2 separate regions of the Homo sapiens genome follow, and region 2 is linked to region 1. A link is a loop called in an ENCODE intact Hi-C map of the cell type or tissue named here. Cell type or tissue: IMR-90. All regions are shown on one strand.

Evidence for each region. Hi-C counts contacts between places; a loop is a spot of excess contacts. Peaks named below come from ENCODE experiments on the same cell type or tissue, not always from the same donor. Only the 100,000 strongest peaks of a DNase experiment are listed, where the experiment ranks them.
Region 2: it touches region 1 in a loop (7-fold over the local background); 1 of 110 quality-filtered maps calls a loop at or near these places.

What each region holds. Positions count from the first base shown.
Region 1 is chr2:1,673,728-1,678,727 of GRCh38, forward strand. PXDN (peroxidasin) reads right to left here. Exons shown (of 23, transcript NM_012293.3): 8 at 3,200-3,317; 9 at 1-85. Among named protein-coding and RNA genes, the nearest start is that of LALTOP, 51 kb to the left of the region's middle. RefSeq lists an enhancer at 3,736-4,661. In IMR-90, a CTCF peak has its summit at 2,189 (motif pointing right); a DNase peak (open chromatin) is centred at 2,104; H3K27ac peaks cover 1,170 bases.
Region 2 is chr2:1,790,481-1,795,480 of GRCh38, forward strand. MYT1L (myelin transcription factor 1 like) reads right to left here. Exons shown (of 25, transcript NM_001303052.2): 24 at 1,841-1,984; 25 at 1-1,527. The coding sequence ends at 1,387. Among named protein-coding and RNA genes, the nearest start is that of PXDN, 48 kb to the left of the region's middle. In IMR-90, a CTCF peak has its summit at 1,903; DNase peaks (open chromatin) are centred at 1,381 and 1,841; H3K27ac peaks cover 1,026 bases.

The DNA.
Region 1 (5,000 bases):
GTCTGTCTCCTGTGTGTTCTGGATCATCAGGGTCCCATCGTCCAGCAAGTTTAGGCGGGAATCTGTCTTCATGCTCAGCTCATTACTACAAAGACAGAAATATGGTCTGGTCAAGTGTTGAAAGCACAAAGACGTACCTCACCCATCCCCAGCACAGGGGTTTCCAGCCCTGCAGCAGGCACAACTTGTGCGAGGAACAGCTCACCTTCCAGGGTCTCCTCCTTCCTGGCAGCCCTGACCTAACAGGCAATTCTGAAAAGGGGACCGTGTATTTGCACATCTCATTCACTCAGGTACTTATCCTTAGTATTCACGTGTTCAATCTATCTACATGTTTTAAAGTGTTTCTAATTCCAAAGGAGAAAGCAATGAACAAAACGGAAAAAATTCCAAGGAAACATTTTCTTTCGTTTCTGGTGAATTAACTAAAAAGGGTAGAAACATTTTTACATTACTAAAAGCCAGAGCTGTATCTATGTGTATTTTATTTTTTTATTTTAGAGACAGAGTCTCACTCTGCAGCCCAGGCTGGAGCGCAGCGGTATAACCATTGCTCACTGCAGCCTCAGCTTCCTGGGCTTAAGCGCTCCTCCTGCCTCGGGCTCCGAAAGTGCTGGGATTGCAGGTGTGCGCCAGACCTCTCTATCTGTATTTTAACAAACAGTGCCTGCAAGCTGCTGGTTGGCCTCCCTCTGGGATCTGGGAGGAACCTGTGGCACTGCACCACGAAGAGGCCAGGACACAGGTGACCCCACCTTTGCATGGCTTGGCCAGTCCTCGGGCAGCAAGGACCTCCCCTGGGGCCATGCTGCATCACACACACTTCGGGCAGCCAAGAAAAGCTGCAACCTTTACCCCAACGCTCAGTCCTGCCGCCTCTCACCCTCACCCCACCTGTAACTTCACTTTAGTTCCCTTTATGCAGAAGCAGGTGAAGAGGAGAGAGGTGACATTGGATGCCACTGAGATCCCAGTCTATGGCAAGTGTGAGGACAGAGTAAGAACAGCCAGGCACGGAGCCCTCTGAGAATGCAGACGGGCCTACAGAGAACTCCTACTTGCAGATCACCAAGACAGACAAGACCTCTGTGAAACAGAAACCCACTTCCTCAGTGCACGAGATTCATCACCTTCCACGCGAGTTTCCTAAGGAGCCTGTGCAGCCTGGACCAAGCTGGGTCGCTCATGCAGGAGGAGCAGCACCAGCACTGTGCAAAAGCACTTCCCCATGACCGCCCTCAGAAACCTGCCAGCGCGCAGCCAAACCGTCGGGAACACTCGAAAGACCAACGCCCACCTTCTCCCAAATCTTCCTCATGCTCTCCTCGCCTGGCACCAATCCCCCAACTTGCAATCTGTCCTTACCCACAGGGATTGCTGGATGGAAGCAATGTCAGCTTAGGCCCCATAAACAAGACTCTCTCTGATGTGGCCCAATCCCCCCCACCAGAAACACGGCGAGCCAGCAGGTGAGGGTGGCCTGCAGGTGACTCTGGATGTTAGGTAAGGCCAGCCGGCAGGTGAGACTCGAGCTGGTGGAGGGCAGAGCCCAGCACAGGTCACCAGGCCTCAGGGCTTTGGCTCTAGCTCTGCCATATTTAGCTGTGAGATTTCAACTGCGGGCATCAATTTTTTCGTATATAAAATGTAGGTGTGATGGACTGGGGCCAAATTTATGCTTCCCTGACTTTTAAATGCACACAACATAATACTGCAGAATTCCTCCAGTGTTCTCTGGATTTTAAATCTCATCAACTTGGGAGCCATCCAAGACAAAAGCTGTGAAGAGAGTGACTGCACCTTACAGGCTCCTTGTCCGGCACTGCAGCCAAGGTCAATATGACTTTTCAGTCATGAGGATAACAAAATCTAGAGCTGGAACAAACCTCCCATGTCCTCTTCAGCATGAACACATCTTCCCATTCTGTTCCTGACCACTGGGGATGGCCAGCTCCCTGCTCCTGTCCATCTCTTCTATAAACACCACCTTGCCCGAGAGCCAAGCCCAGCCCGGTTTGCCTCTGGAGTCTGGAACAATGACTCAGTTTGTGCCTCATCACAGTTTGAGCCCGAGTATCAAACAATGACTCAGTTTGAGCCCGAGTATCACAGGGCTCACATCTCAGACGCATCCCTCTTGCTGCCTCATGACTAAACATGGCCAGAGAGGAGCAGCGCAGGAGTGCTGGGGCTGGGCCGGCAGGAGGAGCTCCTTCAGAAGCTGTCCTCACGCAGGCAGATGGGAGAAGGTAGGACATGGTGGCTTTACTTCAGGATTTTCTTTTAAGGATTCCTTTCAAAAGGTCACTTTGAAAGTGCTCCACTCCAACTTAGGACCCTCAGTGATTTGGCCCCAGGTGCCTTCCGGCAATCTGACCTCATTCCCACCTAGGCCTCTCTGCCCCTGCACCCAGGTCCTGCCCCACCCACCCCCCTTGCACGCCTTTCACCTCCTCCCATCTCTTCCCCCTAGACTCCATCACTCCTTAACCAACACAGCCCCAGCTCACAAACCCCAGCAGCGCAGGGGTGCTCCCCACACCTGGCTCACAGGTGGGGCTCGCTGCCAGGACGCATGTAATGGTCAGCGGTAGGACTTCCCTCCGTCACCCTGACAGCCGCAGCCAGGGCCGTCTTAGCCTTAACAGGTCCACAGCATGTTTGTGGACACAAGAGAAGACTTCCTTTGTTTGGGAGACAAGTTAGATCCACACGGGAGCTGAGCGAACCTGTGTCAGCAGCTGCATGGCGCTCCAGGCTCCTGAGGACGCCGTCCCAGCAGAGGTCAGGGCCCCTCCCGCACCCACTCAGGTTGGTCACAATGCCCCAGGTCAAGGCTGCCAACAACAGTGACCAGAGCAAACAGGCTGCTGCCAGACGTCAGCAGGCAGGGAGAGAACAACCAGCATGCTCTCCCTCCCTCCCACCGGGAAGGGCCGCAGTGACGCGTTGCCCAGCCAGGGCACCCCTGTGCTGCCCAGGAGAGAGTGGGGAAGGGGCCCCAGCCTGGCAGAAACGTCGTCACACCCCCTGCCATGTAAGACCGGAAAAGGAGCAGAAATAGTTTCTCCTTTGTACTTTTCCCTACGTGGAGGAGGAAAAGTGGACGTGGGCCTTGGTGGGGAGTGAGGTGTGGTTTGGGTGTCTGAGTGTAACTCCGAGAGATGCACAGGGGCATTTCTGTTTGGCCCCAACTCACTTGTTTCGCAGCCAGATGATCTCAGGCTTGGGGTTGCCTTCGGCTCTGCAGGTGAAGTACACGGTGTTCCCCGAGGTCACATCTGCGTCCTGGGGCTCGGAGGTGATCCGGGGCCTTTCTGTGCCCAACCAGAAAATGGAAACCTTTTTAGTCTAAACCATGACATGAAAATAAATGACAACACACGCTGAGTTCTCTGTGTCCAAAAGGAAACCACAGATGCCCAAAGGTGTAATTCAGCCACAAACATCCCCCACAAAAGTGCCAGACTGGCTTCTCTACAGCCCCGTCTATGGTGCGGATCTACATGATGTCTATGCCTCAGGGTGCCATGTTCTGAGCACCCTAGAGACAGGCTGGCTCAGAGTTGGGCAGACAGCCCCAAATGACAGCCTTCGGCGTCCCCTCGAGGCCCTCTGGGAAAGCCAAACACCTGTGCGGAGTGGATACGCCACGGGTCGCTATTTTCACTGAAGAAAAGACAAAAAATAGTACTCTGTAGCTAAAGCGTCCCTGAAAGAATAAGCCTCTAAAAGCACAGGCAGGTGGCAGACACCACAGCTGGAGCAACTCCCAGCCTCCCTCCTCCACAGCTGCCCCGCCCTTCACCCTCCACCCTGGGCAAGGGGAGAATGGCCTCTCCTGCCTCCTGCGTGCCCGTGACTCCACATGGCTTCCGAGGGCCATCCGAGGGCCACCCGAGGGCTGACGGCTCCCAGGCCTTCCTCGAGGGCTGACGGCTCCCAGGCTCCCGTCCCTGGTGGCTGCTCCGGAGCTCCAGGCCCGCACAGGGAGCGGCCTTCTCTAAGGCTCCCCTCAGCAGCCATGAGGGAACCACACCAAGGGCAGGCCTAGGCTTCCATCTCTGCCTCGTCACCTCAGTGTGCGAATCTGTCTCCATGTACATTCTGTGAGCATCACGAGAAGAAAAACACAACCACACACAGGTGTGTACAAGTGAGTGCCTGCAGTGGGGCGGACACAAGCACGGGTACGAGTGTGTGTGTGTGTGCAGCGGAGATGGCTCTGCTCAGTGCTGCCATTCTGCCCGGCAACCAAAACCAAGGCCCTCGACCCAACTTGGGGCTGTCAGCAAGGGCTCCTCCAGGATTGCCTCCTTCCGTCTCCCCAGCATTGCACAGCCCGGGTCAGGAGGCTGGGGCGGCTCTGCCCAGCCCTCCCTGTGCTCCCGTCACTCTGGGAACCGTGCCTCCTCTTCTCTCTCCTCTGCAGCACTAGAGCCCTTGGCTTCACAGAGGTTCTCACCACTCAGGCCTTACCCGGCCTCCCTGCCTCCCTCACACACTCCCCGATTCCCTCTCCCGAGGGCTGCCAGAAAGCTCCTTCTAGAATATAAACATCATCCCAACGTTCCGTAAACCCTCCCATGGCTCCCCATCACCACAAAATCAAAATAAGCTTTCGCTGCTTTCTTCATTATTTAGGCTGCACAACCCTGCAGACACCCTAAAACCCACCTAACTGTACACCTGAACGGGGTGAATTGTCTGGCACGGGAACAATGCCTCGATAAAGCTATTATAAAAAACAAGAATAATCACTGACAGCCAAATTGGAGTAAGGAGTAAAAGTATGACAAAGTCTCCAAGGGCACAACCTCAGCACTGTGATTACGGAAGGCCATGAGTCGGTTTCTTGGAAAACCATCTGGAATGAACACCCATAGGAGCATCAGCGAAAACGACAGGGCCTCGGCTGATTCACAGGTTCTCGCACAGCTCAGCAGAGCTGCCAAGCTGGGCAACACAGGTCCCTGGGCCCCCCTGAGCACCGAGGGCCC
Region 2 (5,000 bases), 120 kb after region 1:
ATGATCTAGTTTAAAGCAAAAAAGTGCTGAAGTATATTTAGTTACTTTTAAAATCTGATTGCATTCATTCTTAGAATAGTCACAAGAAATCAAACAATGAGGCTCTGCAAATGCTCTATGGTCAACTGGTCTCCACCCAAGTGTAGAACAGAAACGTCGTGGTAAGAGTCCTCTGAATAGGACCAAATGCTGATTCAGAGTCAAAGTCGGGCGGGGGGAGCAGGAGGGAAACTTTACCGAGCTGCCTTCCCACCAGATCCAGCAGAAAACTCGGTCCAGTAACTAGAAGACTCACAAATCATTTGCCTTTATCCCTCAAATGTAAAATAAGAAGGTTCATAACAATAATAGGAATAATCATAATTTTTTAAAGTGAAAAGGGGAAATAAATGTTCTTAAATTATCTTTTAGCTTAAATCGAAAACACACAAATTCTGTTGATAAACTACATTGCAATAACAGACAGTTCAGAGGGGCACGAAACTCTAGGGGAGATACGAGAAGGTTGTTCCAAAGTTTATTGAAAATGGAAAAGGAAATCTTCACGTTGTCCACCTCTGATAAGATCCTGTCTTAACTGGAGTTTCCATAGTCACAACCATGTAACGCTTAGGAGTTAATTTAAAAGTGCTGTTTAAGCTGCTTTGAATCTTCTGCCAAGTTTCCATGGCTTGATGTTGTCTTACAATAAATTACTTATTTCATTTCTTACAGTTAATCCATATGCCATTTCCTTGGAATGCAAAAAACCTCATTTATTGCCCCCACCATACACCATCCTCCTAAAACAAACAAACAAAAAAGTCACATAATATTTCCAAGCATTGTTCAAAAATAAAGCATTTTTGCAACGAATTCTTGCTATGAAACAATATGCACACAAAATGTATTTCTTAAATTCCATAAAGTCCTCCAACATGAGGCAAAATGATAACGTCTAAAAAGCGGCTGCTCAGCCACAACATGATCATTCAAAGCTGTGGGTCTGTGTGTGCGTGTGTGTGTTTGTGTGTCCATTTCAGTTCAAAATACTAAAACATTTAATCACTAAAGCATTAAAAAGAATTTACACTCTATTTATTTTGATCAGCTTACCTCTTCAGAAATAGATATACCCCCAAATGTGCATACATCAGCAGCTATAAACATTACATGGCAGAACACTATGTCAGCTTACATGGAAACGTACAAAATGTGGGTGTATTCAAAAACTATTCTGCAGGTACTATCTTTAAAGCAAGACATAAAATCATTATGAAGTCTTGTAAGCATAACACTGTTTCAAATTCAAACAGAAATAAATATAGAACACTTTCTGGTAAGTTACAGCAGCAAAAAACAAGAGGCATCCTTTTTAAGCAAGAGTTTCATCACTACAGCAGCTGTTCAGACCTGAATTCCTCTCACAGCCTGCTTTATATTTTCCAGTAGGGCTTTATTTTCTGGACTCTGATAACGATCTTGATTTGTATACATTTCCGTCAAAGTAGTCACGTAAGCATCAAAATTTTGTTCATTGATTGGATCCTACGAGATATTAAATAGTAGTTCATATACAACTTTTATTTTCTTAATAGTATATTTACAAAAGCATAAAATAGTATCATAGCATAGTGCCCCTGGTTTTATACTATTTCAAAGGCCGGCTCAGAGCACACTTAAGTTTCTGGGGTCAGCCCCGCCCATGTTTCTAGCAGTTAATGGTATGGTTTCGGGGTGGTAACCACAAACATTTGCCAAAGGCTGAAGAACCATGAAAATAACGATAAAAACGGCATCTACTTTAGGCTGTGCGCTGTGGAGGACTCCACATTCCTGCCTTGCGTGCTCAGTCACTTACCATGTGCGGCAGCTGGATGTTAGCCAGGCTGTGGATCAGAGACTGGCTCAGGTTCGCCAGCTCGTGGAGGAGAGACTCGTTCTGCTGCTCAATCACTTTGTTCTCCTCTTCGATGGTCTTCAGGTTGCTCTCCATCGTGGTAATCTGAAACGCACAAGTGTGCGTGACATGTAACACCAGGAGGACCTAGGAGCGCGTGGTCGTTGCCGGGGGCCACAGTCTACTGGGTGCGAAGAAGGGGCCTCTCGCTGAAGGAGAAAGGCTTCGGGCCGGGCGCCGTGGCTCACGCCTGGAATCCCAGCATTTTGGGAGGCCAAGACAGGCAGGTCACTTGAGGTCAGGAATTCAAGACCAGCCTGGCCAACGTGGTTAAACCCTGTCTCTACTAAAAATACAAAAATTAGCTGGGCGTGGTGGCGTGCGCCTGTAATCCCAGCTACTCGGGAGACTGAGACATGAGAATAGCTTGAACCCGAGAGGCGGAGGTTGCAGTGAGCTGAGATCACACCATTGCACTCCAGCCTGGGTGACAGACCGAGATTCCGTCTCACAAAAAAAAAAAAAAAAAGGAAAAGAAAAAGGCTTCCGTGGTGATAGCTTGTCATTGAAGGACCTGCTGCCTATGCTTTGGATTCATTGCACTTGACAACTGGGGAGCTGAGACTGTTTCCCTGCGCGATCCTGTTCTCTCAGCCGGCCTGATGGGACTGCAGTGTGTAGGGGGCTTGATGCGAATACTTCTCCTTTCTAGCCTGAATAAAATTCTGCCACAGCTAAGTCCTCCAATGCTCATTTCTGTGTGGAGGTGTCACTGTGTCTTCAGATGGCACCAGGCTGGCACTGTGCCCACAGGGTGGTCTTCCTGCATTTCTCTAAGGAAAAAGGCCCACCACGGACCCTTCCTCGCATATTCCAGAGATAATTTAAGTATCACCAAGGTCAAGGGGCTTGAGTTCAGGGCCTCTGCCTATAACCGCACAGGACTAGCTTCACACGCAGCAGGCGGGGAGCTGCCCTGCCCATGGGGGTGTCTGCCTTGGGCACCCAAGGGTGCCTCTGCCGTGCATGATCTGGGGCTTCTTCCTGGAAGACCGGGCCGACCCGCAGAGTCCAGGGCTGGCTTGCCTGGCCTGCCCGCTCCTCTCCTTCCCTGACGTGTCATTCCTAAGTCCTCTCACGAGAGTCTCTCCTCCTCTCCCTGTCGGCCCTGCCTTCTCCTATGTTCTGGCCCTCCCTTGGCTGTACTGGGTCAAATCCCGGGTTCTCCCAGTCACCAGCCTCAGGCCCAGACCCTCTGTTAGAAAACTGAAGCACCTCAGAGGCGCCCTCCAGGATGAAGTGGGGAGGGCCGGCCTTCTCCTTGGAAGGAATCGCAGCCCCCACCATTCCTGCAGGGACGGTCCCCTGTGGAGAACACACTGAAATCACACAGATTTATTTCCATGCACGTCCTGGGTGACCTTCTCATTCGTGTTCTTTGGGGTTATTTATCAAATTAATGTTCCCCTCCCAGCCGCCCCCTTGCAGGCTCAGGAGTGGATGCCTGCCCTCCCACGACTCCTGGGTGGGCCTCGAAGGGCTGCGTGCCCGGTGCTTGTCTTCCAGAGCGTTCTGTAGCCCTTCCTGGGTGGCCACGTGCCTGCACTCACAGCTGGTGGCAGCTGTGGCTGGGACCTTACTAGAGATGATGTCAGTGTAAGCAGACGTAGGTTTTCTATGACGGAATCTAATCTAGAATGAGGCGTCATGGCCCAGGTCCCGAGGTTTTTAAAAAGGTACACGCAGGGGGAAGGCCAGCAGCAGGATGGGCACCTCTGCAGTTTCCCTGAGCAGAGGGCGGCTCCTGCCCTTTGCATCTGGTGGCTTTCCTAGACGGTGGCTGCTACAGGCCCCTCGGCCCCTCCTGTCTGTGCTCAGGGAACCCTGCAGAGGCCTCGCCATCGCTGGCCCTCAGCGGGCCCTCCTGGATGAGCCCAGCCCAGCTCGCCTCTGGTTGAGCATCTCAGAGGTGCTTCTGGCTATTCCACTATCCTAGCCAGGCAAAGTGTGGGCTCTTTTTCTGGAAAATGGGAATAATGCTCCTTGCATTATGAACTCACACTGAGCTGTGCAGTGTGTCTGCAGTGAGAAGACATTTGTTATTCCTGGGGCCTGTGATCTGGTCTTAGGGGCCCAGAGTAAACGGAAGTCCAACTGCTCCCCCGGCTTAGCGGAGAAGCAGCCTGTGGGGTGACCAAGGCAGGGGCGGCACCCTGTCTCATTGTCCCCAGCAAAATTCTTGGGGACACATTTTAGATCCATTCCTCCTTCAACTTATGTTCTCTGCTGGAAAGTCTAGCCCCTTCTGCAGAGGCAGAGATATCTTCCTATGTTCAGGAATCTCTGTGAGACTCAGGAGTTAGGCTGTTCCTTCCCGTGCTACCCGGGTCTGTGGCTGGGATGGGGGTGGCGGGGCTCCCATGCTTATAAATGCTTTGCTTTTCTCAAAATGGAACAAATCTCATTGTGTTAAATCTGCTTAGCTGTGGAACAAAATATGCAGTTTGAACAAACATCCCATCAAAGCCCTGGCCAAAATGATAATCTCCTGAACCAGGCTGCTTGGTGAGCCCCGTCCAGGGTCAGAGAGAATGTCTGGAGACCCAAAACCAGAACCGACGGGTATCTGCCAGGTCTTGCAGCCTCACCTCCCTCAAGTGCATCCCCCGTGGCCCCTGAATCTCCTGCATCTCCAGCCCACACACGAAGGGCCCCGGGCTTCTTGCACGTGGACACACGTTTGCTTCCCTGAGCCTTCCTCCAGGGTGGCAAGAAGCTGAGTGTCTCAGGGTCACTGCTGCCCGTTCCTTACTATCCTAGCCAGACAAACTGTGGGCTCTTTTTCTGGAAAATGGGAGTAATGCTCCTTGCCCACAACATCAACTCACACTGAGATGTGAGGCATGTTTGCAGTGAGAAGACATTTGTTATTCCTGGGGCCTCTGACCCAGCCTTAGGGGCCCAGAGTAAAGGGGAGCCCTCTCAGAACGTCTTGGAGCTGGCCAGCACGCTGCGGCGGTCATGGGAGACAGCACTGCTGAGAAAGGTGATGTAGGGGCTCCGCCCAGGCCCTCATACGCCAGGCCTCCTCCGAGGATGGGGCTGAGCAGGCTGGGGAGGG